Linked DNA regions of Homo sapiens: region 2 is linked to region 1. Evidence: chromatin contacts called from ENCODE Hi-C or POLR2A ChIA-PET data. All regions are on one chromosome and are shown on one strand. Each heading gives the region's core, a stretch centred on a gene start or an enhancer-like site at or near the end of the contact. The rest is flanking DNA. Distances are from core to core; before and after follow the strand shown.

Evidence for each region. Hi-C counts contacts between places; a loop is a spot of excess contacts on that map. ChIA-PET counts read pairs that join two places held with the same protein, here RNA polymerase II (POLR2A). Pooled maps may share reads with other maps.
Region 2: a loop to region 1 is called in a map of naive thymus-derived CD4-positive, alpha-beta T cell, with 19 times the contacts of the local background. The contact joins the promoter of SIN3B here to the promoter of MED26 in region 1. A Hi-C loop is called at or near these places in 1 of 168 maps with a recorded cell type or tissue (naive thymus-derived CD4-positive, alpha-beta T cell), 1 of 37 single-sample maps with no recorded cell type and 11 of 50 pooled maps. POLR2A ChIA-PET finds 5 or more read pairs at or near these places in 3 of 52 experiments (AG04449, HCT116 and PC-3).

What each region holds. Positions count from the first base shown.
Region 1 is chr19:16,624,967-16,631,568 of GRCh38, reverse strand. It overlaps MED26 (mediator complex subunit 26), which reads left to right and starts at 3,365. Exons shown (of 3, transcript NM_004831.5): 1 at 3,365-3,697. The coding sequence starts at 3,626. It overlaps LOC105372296 (a long non-coding RNA gene), which reads right to left and starts at 3,137. Exons shown (of 2, transcript XR_936361.3): 1 at 2,321-3,137; 2 at 1,761-2,210. It also overlaps a transcript of SMIM7 not described here. RefSeq lists enhancers at 2,152-2,201, 2,306-3,237 and silencers at 2,752-2,831, 3,082-3,341, 3,442-3,501.
Region 2 is chr19:16,824,625-16,830,986 of GRCh38, reverse strand. It overlaps SIN3B (SIN3 transcription regulator family member B), which reads right to left and starts at 1,589. Exons shown (of 19, transcript NM_001297595.2): 1 at 1,447-1,589; 2 at 1,090-1,196. The coding sequence starts at 1,566. RefSeq lists a silencer at 1,442-1,621 and enhancers at 1,362-1,863, 4,980-5,657.

The sequences.
Region 1 (6,602 bases), core at 2,116-4,615:
CCACAGCAGTGAGTCCAGGGAGAAGCATCCTTCTACTCCCTCACTGTCCAGGTTGGCTGAAGATGCTCTGCACTTGACCTCCTGACACTAACTTCCTTGCCTTTTCCCATGGCAAGAGCAAGTCATGGACTCTGAACTACTTCCTCTCCCTTTTTTCTATTTATTTTATTTTATTTTATATTTGTGATGGAGTCTCGCTCTGTCACCCAGGCTGGAGTGTGGTGGTGTGATCTTGGCTCACTGCAACCTCTGCCTCCCAGGTTCATGCAATTCTCCTGCCTCTACCTCCCAAGTAGCTGGGAATACAGGTGCCCACCACCATGCCCGGCTAATTTTTGTATTCTTAGTAGAGGTGGGGTTTCACCATGTTGGCCAGGCTGGTCTCTTAACTCCTTACCTCAAATGATCCACCCACCTCGGCCTCCCAAAGTGCTGGGATTATAGATGTGAGCCACTGCACCCAGCCCTTCCTCTCCCTTTCTCTTTGGGGTTCCCTTCACAAACAGGTGAGGCAGCTTTTTCAAGGGCATTCCAAGCACAAAAGACCTTGTTGTACCTAAATACTATAAGGGACCTGTCATTGAGGACGAACCATCACAGCAAGAGGAATTATCTCGTGCCGCATCTTCGCATAACTGACAGGATCCCTGGCAAGGATGTCTCAATGCAGAAAGTTGGCTAAGTGAACTGCAGTATCTACCCTGGACCTAAAAGAACTTGCTAATGTTTTCAAGACTACAATTCAGAGGCTGTCTGATTTAATCTTTGCATTTACAAAAACACCCTTTTACGTACATTAAATGTGGAATAAAACTAAATATCCGTGTGTGTGTTGTGTATCCTGGTGTATATAGTATTATATTTTATGAAGTATTTCATTCATTCCAGAAATAGCTCTCCAGACCCATGGTGTACCAGATCTGTAGAAACTGAAATGCATTCATATGTCTGGGGGTGTGTGTAACGCTACCGTGTATTTGATGAAACTTTTCATTGACTTACTCCACAGATACTATTTTTCTATCTACTGGGGATACCAAAAAGAGCCAGTGCCCTTGAGGAACCAAGTCATGTCAGTGCTTCTTAGTTTTTAAAAAGTGGGTAAGTTGAGTACTTTCCAGATGTTTGTTTATTTTTCAAGACAGTCTTGCTCTGTCACCCAGGTTGGAGTACAGTGGCGTGATCTCAGCTCACTGCAGCCTCTGCCTTCTGGGTTCAAACAATTCTCGTGCCTCAGCCTTCTGAGTAGCTGGGATTACAGGTGTGTGCCACCATGCCCGGCTAATTTTTGTTTTTTCAGTAGAGAAGGGGTTTCACTATTTTGGCCACGCAGGTCTCGAACTCCTGACCGCAAGTGATCTGCCCACCTCGGCTTCCCAAAGTGCTGGGATTACAGGCATGAGCTACCAGGCATGAGCCACCGTGGCTGGCCCCACATTTTGTTTGAGACAGAGTCTGTTGCCCAGGCTGGAGTGCAGTGGTGTGATCTTGGCTCACTGCAACCTCCGCCTCCCGGGTTCAAGCAATTCTTCTGCCTCAGCCCCCTCTAGTAGCCAGGATTACAAGTGCGCGCCAGCATGCCCGGCTAATTTTTGTATTTTTAGTAGAGATGGGGTTTCACCATGTTGGCCAGGCTAGTCTCGAACTCCTGAGCTCAAGTGATCGCCCACCTCCGCCTGCTGAAGTGCTGGGATTACAGGCTTGAGCCACCACGTCCGGCCCAAATGTTTCTTAAAATAACCTGACCCATGCAAAATAAATTGCCTCCTATGTAATACTTTATTAAAAAAAAAAAAAGATACTGTACATCCGAGTTAGAAATTAAGAGAGAGGCAAGACCAGAATATGCCTGAGGAAGGCTTTGCTTATTTTGCTTATCAGAAATGAGAGAATTATCTCCGAATGGGCCAGTTTCCAACTTGGACCATGTACACCATGTACACAATGCACCGCATTCTGGGAGGGGCGAGGTTGGGAGCAGTAAATGACAAGTGTTTTGCCCGTGTTTCTTTTCTCCTCCAAGTGTGATGTAAAACTTTTCACATGTGCAGAAGCACGCAACCATAGCCACGTGCAGAAGCAGCCGTTTTTGCAAATGAAAATATTTCCCAGAAGCACAACAAATACAAGACTAACAGGTGTCGGGCAGCTCCAAGGCACACATGTGGTTCTCATCAGCTGTCTTCCTCCTGTTTTAAATCTAGGTCTTCCTGTAACAGTGGGAAAAAAAAGATTTCTCCCGAGGCCGCCGAGCTTGCCTTTCCATCCCGTCTCACAAGAGCATTTCCAACAGAGCTCCCAGAGAGAGGGGAGCAATTACCAAGGCAATAAACAGGGTGGAGGGAGGAGGGGCGCCCTTAAACTTGACATCTGCGGTTCTGGGCTTAACCCCGAAGTCTAGGTGACCTTGGGCCTCCGTTTCCTCCTCTGTGACGTGTTTGGTTAAGAGAATGAGCATCTCAGTTTTACAGAATCTCAAGGCAGAGGCGGGTAGAAGGGTCTTTCAATCACGGGGTTCTCTGCCGGTGGGGGGGCGGGGGGACTGTGCCCCCACAAGGGACGGCGGCAATGACTGCAGATTGGGGGAGGGGGCGCTTCGGAGGCCAGAGATGCCGCTCAACTTCCGACAGATCGGGGGACCCGCCCCGAAGACAGAGCGATCCCGCCCAAATGCCAGTGGTGCCGAGGTGGAGAAGCCGCCGCGTAGACGCAGATTTGCAACCTCCGGCTTTCCCAGCTACGGCGGGCGGCTTCTGCCAGAGGCGCTTTGCCGCCTCACGTTTTCGCGATCGGGGTCGCGCGTGGCGGTGCAGACCCCCGCCCTGCCACCACACCCATTCCCACACCCTCTGAGGGGCGGGGGGGCCGCGGCGACACCCCCGGACTCCGATGACCCTTCTGCGCGCAGAATCACAACGTGGACGTCTGGTTCCCTCGCCCTCACAAAAAACTCGGCAGCTGCTCAGCCTGCGACTCCCGTCCCCCAGTCACGCGCCGGGAAGGCTCTCCCAGAGGAAGGATTTTCCCGCCGCCCTCCCCGCCCCGAGGTAGCCGCTGCGAGCGTCCGGGTTCAAGGACTCTTTGCGCGCGCGCTTCCGTCAGAAAGCCCCGCCCCGTGACCTGGACGGGGGCCGTTGCCCCGCCCAACCTCCTCCCAACGGCTGCCTAGGCCGGGCGGCTGGGCGGGGCGTCACGGGCGGACGAGTGCGCCTGCGCGCGCTTGCGCGGAGGCGCGGGGCGTGGCACACGGGCAGCCCCGCCCAGGCCTGGCGTCTCCGCCCGCCCCATCTCCCAACCTCCTCAGCGTGGCGCCGACGCTGCGTGCGGCGCGGACTACCCAGAGTACTCCGCGCGGGGGCAGCTCACTGGAGTTTGGTTCTCGAGGCGGCGGCAGCGAGCGGCGGCGGCTCCGGCGGCTCCTCCTCCTCCTTTGGTGGCGGCGGCGGCCCGGGACCGAGACCCGGCCCCGGCTCCCCTCTCCGCCACCCCGCGCGCCCCCAACCCCCCGGCGCCGCGGGGAACATGCGGCTCCGGCTCCCGGAGGCCGGCGAGTGAGTGACCCCCGTCCCCCGCCTCAGCCCGCCCGCCCGCTGGCCCGGCCGCAACCCCCCGCCTCGCCCAGGCAATGACAGCGGCTCCGGCGTCTCCGCAGCAGATCAGGGACCGGCTGCTGCAGGCCATCGACCCCCAGAGCAACGTAAGTACCCGCCGCGCGAGCTGGGACGGAGGCCGCATGGGCCCGGGACCCTCCCCCTCTCCTGTACCCCTCGCCCACCGGGCTTCGGGGGACCCGTCTGGCGCCCACCTCCCCTCGAGGGCCGCTGCCATCCCTGCCTCTCGCTTCTCGGGCCCGGGCCGGGGGCAGGTCGGGCAGCCCGGCAGCGCTCGGTACGTGAGGCCGAGGCTTCCGTGCGGCCTGGGCGGAGGAAGCAGACGGGGGAGCTGAGGCTAGAGTTTTTCCTCCCTTTCTGCTCCAGCTCTACGACCCTCACTGCTCTGGACGAAGCTTCTCTGCCTCGCCCTCCCTCCGGGACCCGAGACCCCCGGGAAGCCCTCCCGGAGCGGGAAGGGGAGGGAGAAGGGCTGTGAAGCAACTGGTGTCCGGGGTATGACTCGGGGAACCTATGTCTCCCATGTCTTGGCCTCCTGGGTGATCAGGGAAGTCCTTCTTCCCCCTCCTCTCGGCTGGCAGCACCTTCCTGGCTTCGGAGAGAACCCCCAGTCTGTTTTGCCCCTGGCCGGGTACCTAGGGTACGTGGAGAGTCTGTCTCCCTTCTGTGACTAGACACGCCTTTGCCAAAACCCTCTTGGGGTCGCTGCCGACGATAGATGATCTCGGGGAGGGTGGGATCCTTCCTGTTGCCTTTCTGGGCCTCAGTACCCATTGCGTCTCTGACCAAGCCAGAGCTCCATTTTTTAGGTAGTGAATTAAAGAGGACTTTTCTCTCCCGTTTACCCAAGAGCTCTGTTTCAGTAGGCTCTTTCCCTCACCTGGGGGTCTCAGCCTGGTGGTTTTTGACCCAGACTGTCGGGGTTAACTCCAGAGTGTCGCTTCCTCGGGTGCCCCTTTGCTGAGGCTACTGTTTGCGGAGGGACCGCCCCCTCCCCTTCCGTGTGTGTGTGTGTGTTGTTGCGGGGGTGGGGGGGTGGGGGGGAAGACTGATCTATTCTCATATTTTCTCCAAGAGTTTCTTGGCAGTAGGGGTCATTCTTCCCGCGGCAGGAGCAGGGCGGTAGGAAGATGCAGTAGCATCCAGGTATGAGGGGAGGCCCTGCTTCCCAGGAAGTGGCCATTGAGATCACTTTTTAATGTGCTGTGAATGGAAGAAAAATATCATCTTTGGCTTGGCCAGGTAACTCAGGTTTCTCTCACCGTAGGGGTTTTTGCTTTCATTTTTACATGAGCTTGGCTGATTACTCTTAGCAATATGCTTCACTCTGATGATGTTTTGGGAATAATTCACATTGGCTTATACAATTTTTGGTTAAGACTGAAGGGTTATGAGTTTTTTCGAAGGCTCTGGTTGCTGTGATATAAGTACTTCTCTTATCCCTGGTATTCAGGTCCCATTAACATTGACTTGATGGTAATTGTCTTTAACAAATGTTATATTGTACATTTTTGTTATGACTTTGGGGGTGGAGTGGGCACAAGCTATATAAAACCTTCTAGAATGTCCTTTTTGCAGTAACTGGTGTCACTGCAATTTTAAGACTGAAATATTAGAGGATAAAACTAGTGACATGAAAAAAATAGCCTTGGTGACTTGTGCATCTTTTGTGGAGCCGGAAGGTAATTTTTTTAATTTCACGCACTCGCTTTCCTTCTGGAGAGTCTGAGAGGTTGCTGAGATATTAGCACTGATCCTTAATGCCACCTCAGAGAGCTTTGGGATCAGGCGGCACTTTGACAGGCGATCACAGTGTTGTAGATTAGGTCACTCCAGTGACCTCACAGTTTCCAGTATTGTATAGGGTTCTAATCTAAAGGGTTCCTTGAGGCAGAAGAAAGGAGGATGGAACAAATCTTAGTTTTGTGTGTCTTAGCACATGCAGAAATGCTATATAGGTCCCTGGTTATGTTAGCTGGCATGGAATTTGCATTTCATACCGCTTATTTTCAGGGACTTTAGTGATGATCTTGGGCAGAGTCCTACTAACATGGGGTGGATGGATTTGGGAAGTTATCTTCTTGACTATGAACAATGAGGAAAGTGCCTCCTTTGTGATTGACCCTCTGAGCGCTGTTATGGGCCATTTGACAGGACCGTTTGCTTTGAGCAAACACCATGCAGAAACACAGAGCCGCGGTGGACAGGATTGCTGGCGGAGGTGATGGTGAGAGCCGGGCATGTCAGTGCGTCTGCAGTTTCTCTTGGATCAATGTGGGCTCAGGTGAGAGCAGGTGGCTCCAGCACAGGTGCTGCCGGCGTGCCGCTCTCTCCTCTCTGCCCTGCCCAATGATGAACTCCACTACTGGATATTTAGTTGACACATATTTAAGATGCTCATGAAAAAAAAAAAAACGGGGACAGTGTTGAAGAGCCAACACTAAAATTAAACCTCTTCTGAGAGAAGCGGCAGAGAATTGTGTCATGTAATGCTTACCTTTATGGGCATGCAATTATGGTTAACAAACTTAGCTATTGCTTGCAAAATCGGTGTCAGGAACTGACCTAATATCCACAAGTATCTGGAAAGTTAGGGAAGTGACGAAGTCGTGTTTACCAACCATCTCCTTGACAAAGGAATTCTTAGGAGGAAAGTAGTTTCTGTGCTCTCACTTTTAGCCCCTGGAGTATGCATTTGAATTCCTATAGCAGCAGGCTCAGAGTTAATAATTTCTGCCAATTCAGTAATAAAGTAAATCCTCTACTCTCCTTTTGAAAAGGCTACTAACAGTTTTTCAGAGCAGTTGGAGCTTTTCTTTTCGTCGTGCACCCTTTCAGCCCAGGGTGTTGAAAATCTCTCCGAAGCGCAGTGTGTGCATGATTGTTCCAGCTTACTCTCACTGCATTGTGGGTAAAGTGAAGGACTGTGTCTTACTCTCGCACAGCAGTCATAGTGAGCAGTCTCCTCAGCAGGTGATTCGGTTCCCATCT
Region 2 (6,362 bases), core at 340-2,839, 200 kb before region 1:
TGAGAACCAGAGAATACTGACATCGCTCAGCTCCCCTAAAACACTCCAAGAATGGGTACTCGGTTCTGAAAATGTCAGGAGAGCCAACCGCAAGGCCTGGACTCCAAGAAATGGCAGGAGGCCAAAGTCCTCTAAGCAATGTGAAAACTTCCCTCATTTTGTATCAGATAGAGATGACTATGACACAGGTTTCCATCTGAGCAAACAATTGCAATGCATAAATACCAATGGTACTGCCAAGAATGGGAAAGGTGTAAGAAAAATAGGAGGGGAGAGATGGGGTCTCCCTTCTGGCTGCATTGCAGCCCAGCCCTTAGCACTGGGCTCCCGGAAGGAAACCAGGCCAGCCCCACCATGTTTCCTAAGAGGGGGCAGCAGTATGGTAAGCATGTGACTTCCAAGAATCTGAGTCAGAGGGTCTGAGTTCTAGTGACACCTCTGCCACTTAGGTGGGTCCCTTACCCACTCCAAACCTCAGTGAGTCTCCTATAAAAACAAGGGCATGATCCCAGGGTTTCCCATCTATCTGTAATCTTCCTTGATTCTGGGCCTGCAAAATCATCTCATGTGTTTTAAACGTTTTCTGTGTGCCAGCTCCCTTACTAAGCATTTTATGCGTCTTACTTCCAAGCAGGCCTGGGACCACAGTGAGCCCAGAGAAGCATCTTGAGGACAAGATTAAAGGGGAAGAGGGTGCCAAAAATTTCAATCATCAAGACAATAACATTTTACAGCGCTTGAAAATAAAAATCAAAATGGGTCCCACCAAATCTTTCATGAACAAAACTAATATAAAAATCAACATATTAAATCAAGGCAGGATTTGACTCTATGAGTGTGCACGGCCTCGCCCTCCCTGCCTCCCCCCAGATCCCTGTCCTGCTTCCAGGAATCCCCACAAAGCTCCACAAGGTGGGTACTACCCATTTCCATTTTTGTTACGAGAAGGAGCTAGGGCTCTGAGAGATTGGACAACCTGCGCAAGGTCACCCGGCTAAGGGGGCAGGCTGGAGAGGGGAGGTCTCACCCCGCTAGGCCCGATTCCGGCCCAGGGGGGTCCCCTGAGGTGGAGAGGGGCCCCGCTGGTACCTCTGGCTTTTGAACTCCTTCATGATCTCCAGGAAGCCGTTGTAGGTGGCAGGGTCGCTGCCAAAGCGGATCTTCACCTGGTCCAGATAGGTGAGGGCGTCTTCTACCTGCAGAGAGGGGGAGGGTCCCGGTGGGCCCTGGCCGCGGAACGAGGGGACGAGGGGCCGGGGTCCCTGAGGGGAAGGGGATGGGCTGGGCTTTCGGAGGGCCGAGGTGAGAGGTGAGGGGTGAGGGGTCCGGGGCAGTGCAGAGGGGAGGCCGAGGTGGGGCTGGGGCCGGGCGGGGCCTGGGTGAGGGGCGCCCGCCCGCGGGGTCCAGAAGATGGGTTCCCCGAGGGAGGGCGGGGACGCCACTCACGTGCACCGGCAGCTTCTCGTGGCCTGCGGAGCCCGAGCGACCCCAGCGGGCGCCGCTCAGCCCCCGGCCCGCGGGGCCGCCGGCACCGCTGCCACCGCTGCCACCGCCAGCGTGCGCCATGTCCGAAGTCGGAGCTGCGCCCCGCCCCGCCCCCGCCCGAGGTCCTGCCGCGCATGCGCAGCCTCCGCCTTTGGAGGCGGGGTTTGATGACGTTGAGGGGCGGTGCTCTTTGAGGGACTCTTCTGAAGACCTTCTCCTTAAGATTGGTATCATAATTAATGATTTATATAGCAGGGGTAGGCGAGCCAAGACCCGCCGCCTACTTTGTCCGGCCCCGCAAGCTCAGAATTATTTTTACATGTTTACATAGCCGGGGGAAAAATCCAAAGAAGAATAGTCTATGACCTGTGAAAAGTTTGTGAAATTCACATTTGAGGGTCCCTGAATAAAGTTTTATTAGCACACAGACACGCCCACGCGTTTACCTGGCTTCTCTGCCTGCTTTCGCCTTACAACAGAGTAGGTAGTTGCTAAAGATCCTACAGATCTGCAGACCCTGAAGTATTTACGATCTGGCCTTTTATGGAAAAAGTTTGTTGGCCCCTGCTTTATAGAGTTGACGGGACGATGAGGTATGAGCCCCCAGCGCCCTAATATAGGGCCTTGCGTGGTGAATTTTTGCTAAATGGCCTTTAAGTTAGTCCTACTCCTCCCATCTTCACTTCCCTATCCTTGGCCCCGTCACTTCCCATCTGGACCAGTTTAGGAGCCTCCTAACTCTGGTACTTTCTTTTTTTTTTTTTTTTTTTTTTTTTTTTTTTGAGACAGAGTCTCGCTCTGTCGCCCAGGCTGGAGTGCAGTGGCGCGATTTCCGCTCACTGCAAGCTCCGCCTCCCGAGTTCACACCATTCTCCTGCCTCAGCCTCCTGAGTAGCTGGGACTACAGGCGCCCGCCACTGCGCCCTGCTAATTTTTTGTACTTTTAGTGCCACCCCACCTGGCTCTAACTCTGGTACTTTCTCAGCCCTGATACTATCAAGAACTCTAGGCTGGGGATGGTGGCTCACGCCTGTAATCCCAGCACTTTGGGAGGCCGAGGCGGACGGATCACGAGGTCAGGAGATAGAGACCATCCTGGCTAACACGGTGCAACCCCGTCTCTACTAAAAATACAAAAAATTAGCCGGGCCTTGAAAAAAAGAAAAAGAAAATGAAAAAATTGGCTGGGCGCCGTGGCTCACGCCTGTAATCCCAGCACTTTGGGACGCCGAGGCGGGCAGATCACCTGAGGTCTGGAGTTGGAGATTAGCCTGACCAACATGGAGAAACCCCGTCTCTACTAAAAATACAAAATTAGCCGGGCTTTGTGGCGCATGCCTGTAATCCCAGCTACTCGGGAGGCTGAGGCAAGAGAATTGCTTGAACCCGGGAGGCGGAGGTTGCAGTGAGCCAAGATCACGCCATTGCACTCCAGCCTGGGCAACAAGAGCAAAAACTCTGTCTCAAAAAATTAATTAATTAATTAATTAAATAATAAAATAAAATGAAAAAATTAGCTGGGCGTGGTGGTGCACACGTTTAGTCCCAGCTACTCGGGAGGCTGAGGCAGGATTGCTCATGCCCAAGAGTTCAAGGCTGCAGTGAGCCATGATCTTGCCACTGCACACCCCAGCCTGGGAAGCATAGCAGTGCTTTTTTTTTTTTTTTTTTTTAAAGAGCATCTCATCTCTTAAAAAAAAAAAAACAGAAAAACAAAAAACTCCACTTTTTCCACCACTCCTTCCAAACCTCCAAGGTCTTCCTATTTCTAATGAGATGAAATCTAAGCACCTACATTGCAGGCTGTCAGAATTGGTCCTTAGGAACCTTTTCCTGCAGGATTTTCCAAGCAAACTGCCTGCCTCTGTGCAGAACTTCACACAATTGCCTGACCAACCTGGCTGCTTCCTGGTCCCAAGCATTGGCACTCACCATTTCCTTTGCCAGAAGTACTGTCATGCCTCTTTGTTATTCAGAAAACACCTATACATCCTTCTAAACGCAGCCCAAATATCCCTTTCCCTCAGGAAGTGTTCCCAGTCCCCTTCTATGTCTCCCCTCAGTCCCTTGTATTTCATATTTGTTTTGTGTCCGTCTCTAATACAAATCCCTGACACAGTCTCTCAGTCAGCATTCATCAAATAAGTGAACGTTCAATTAATGACCAAGTGCTTTCTCTTTTTATAAGTGAAGAGGTGCAGGAAAGTTGAGAGTAAATTGGCATCGAGTGCATCATTTACCAGGCACCTTGCTAAGTGTCAGGAATAGAATGGTAAAAAGGAACGCAAATTTGGCCGTTAAGAGCTTTTAGTCTCTCAGGATAGACAGGAATCTAGTAATCACACAAATGTAAAGTTTCACATGTAACAAATACTTTAAAGAGAAGGTATACATGTAACAGTTCCTAAATTTCTGTTGCTATGACTGTGTAACAAATGAGCCCTTGACAATCCCAGCACTTTGGGAGGCCAAGGTGGGGGCATGCATTGAGGCCAGGAGTTTGAGACCAGCCCAGGCAACATAGCAAGATCCCATCTGTACAAAAACATTAAAAAGAAAGAAAAATGGAGAGAAAAAATAAAAACATTGTAAGGTCTGGGCTTTCTGTAAAAGAAAATAAAAAGCAGCTCAAGACTTAGAAGCTTCAAATGACAACAACATTCACGGGGCAAGTGGCTCATGGCTGTAATCCCAGCACTTTGGGAGGCAGAGGTGGGTGGATCACATGAGGCCAGGAGTTCAAGACCAGCCTGGACAAGATGGTGAAATCCCATCTCTACTAAAAATACAATAATTAGCCAGGTGTGGTGGCACACACCTGTAATCCCAGCTACTTGGGAGGTTGAGGCATGAGTATCGCTTGAACCCAGAAGGTGGAGGTTGCAATGAGCTGAGATTGCGCCACTGCACTCCAGCCTGGGGAACAGAGCAAGAGCAAGACCCTGTCTTGAAAAAAAAAAAAAAAGAAAGAAAAGAGACATTCATTTTACTCTTCAATCTGCAATTTGGGCAGGCTTGGGAGGAATAACTCAACCTTGGCATCAGCTGGGTGGCTCAAAGTCTGGGGGCTGGAATCACCTGAATGTTTGCTCACACATATGTATGTCAGTTGCTACAGGCTACAGGCCGAGACCCTCGCTGGGGCCGTTGCTTGGAATACCTACATGTGGTCTCCTTGCAGCCTGAGCTTCTTCACAACTACCGTTCTAAGAACAAGTGAGCGTGTGAGCCAGGTGGGAATCATATCATCTTTTCTTTTTCTTCTTCCTCTTCCTCTTCTTCTTCCTCTTCTCCTTCTCCTTCTTCTTCTTCCGGAGATGGCAGGGGTTGGGGTGGGACTCAGGGTCTCAGGCTGGCCCAGGCTGGCCTCAAACTCCTGGACTCAAAGGATCCTCCCACGTCAATCTGTTGAGTAGCTGGGACTACAGGCATGCATCACTGCACCCAGCTCCCATATTACCTTTTCTCACCCAGACTCGGAAGTCACGCAGAATCATTTCCATTGCATTCTTTCCATACAGGCTGTTACAAAGTTTTTCCTAAATTCAAGAGGAGGGCAAATGGCCAAGAGTATCATGTGGGACAGGAAATATGTTGTGGCTATTTTTGGAAAATACCACCTGTTACCTAGGGAAACCTAACCCAGTCTTGCAGGAGATGAGGGAGGCTTCCCAGAGGAGGTGGCATTCTAGCTGAGATCTGAAGAATGCGTAGGCATTCATCATGAGAAAAATCACGAACAGCTGTGATTTTTGAGGTGGGAGACAGCATGGTACATTTCAAGAGTTTTTTTTTTTTTAAGACGAGTTTCCCAGGCTGCAGAGAGGGAGGGGAAGAAAGAGAGTACAAGATAATCCCGGAGCAGCCAGAGGAGCGGAACACACAGCACCTTATGCACTGAGTTCAGGCTTTAGCATTCACGCTGGTGGAAACCATCCAAGGGCTTTGAGCGGAGGAGCTGCAAGTTCAGGTTTGCATTTGAAAGTGATCACTCTGGCTGCTCTGCAGGAAAGTGATTGGAGCGGAGCCAGGGAGGGTGGAGGGAGGCTGTTTCATCATTTAGGCAAAGGACGATGGTGGCTTAGACCAGGATGGGAGCAGTGGAAGTAGAGAGCGGTGGGTGGAAGGGAGTGGTATTTAGAAAGTAAAGCATGGAAGATTTGTGGCTCCCAGCCAGGAAGAGCAGCGAAGGCAGACTGAACACTCTGTGGCCACCAGATGTCTGGACAGTCCGTTTCTTACCAAAGCCTCCCAGTGTTACAGGAAATGGGTCCCGATCCAGACCCCCCAGAGAGGGTTTTTGGATTTCACGCAAGAAAGAATTCAGGGAGAGTCTGTAAAGTGAAAGCAAGTTTATAAGGAAAATAAAGGAACAAAGAATGGCTACTCCACAGACAGAGCAGCCCCGAGGGCCGCTTATTCCCCATTTTTATGATTTATTTCTTGATGATATGCTAAACAAGGGGTGGATTATTCATGCCTCCTCTTTTTAGACCATAGAGGGTAACTTCCTGACGTTGCCATGGCATTTCTAAACTGTCTTGGCGCTGGTGGGAGTGTAGCAGTGAGGACCACCAGAGGTCATTTTGATTTGGGTAGATTTTGGCCGGCTTCTTTACTGCAACCTGTTTTATCAGCAAGGTCTTTATGACCCGTATGTTGTGCTGACCTCCTATCTCATCCTGTGACTAAGAATGCTTTAACCATCTGGGAATGCAGTGCAGTAGGTCTTAGTCTTATTTTACCCAGCCCCTATTCAAGTCGGGGTTCCTCTGGTTCAAACACCTCTGACACTGTTACGGGAAAGGGGTCCCAATCCAGACCCCAAGAGAGGGTTCTTGGATCTCACGCAAGAAAGAATTCAGGGCCAGTCCATA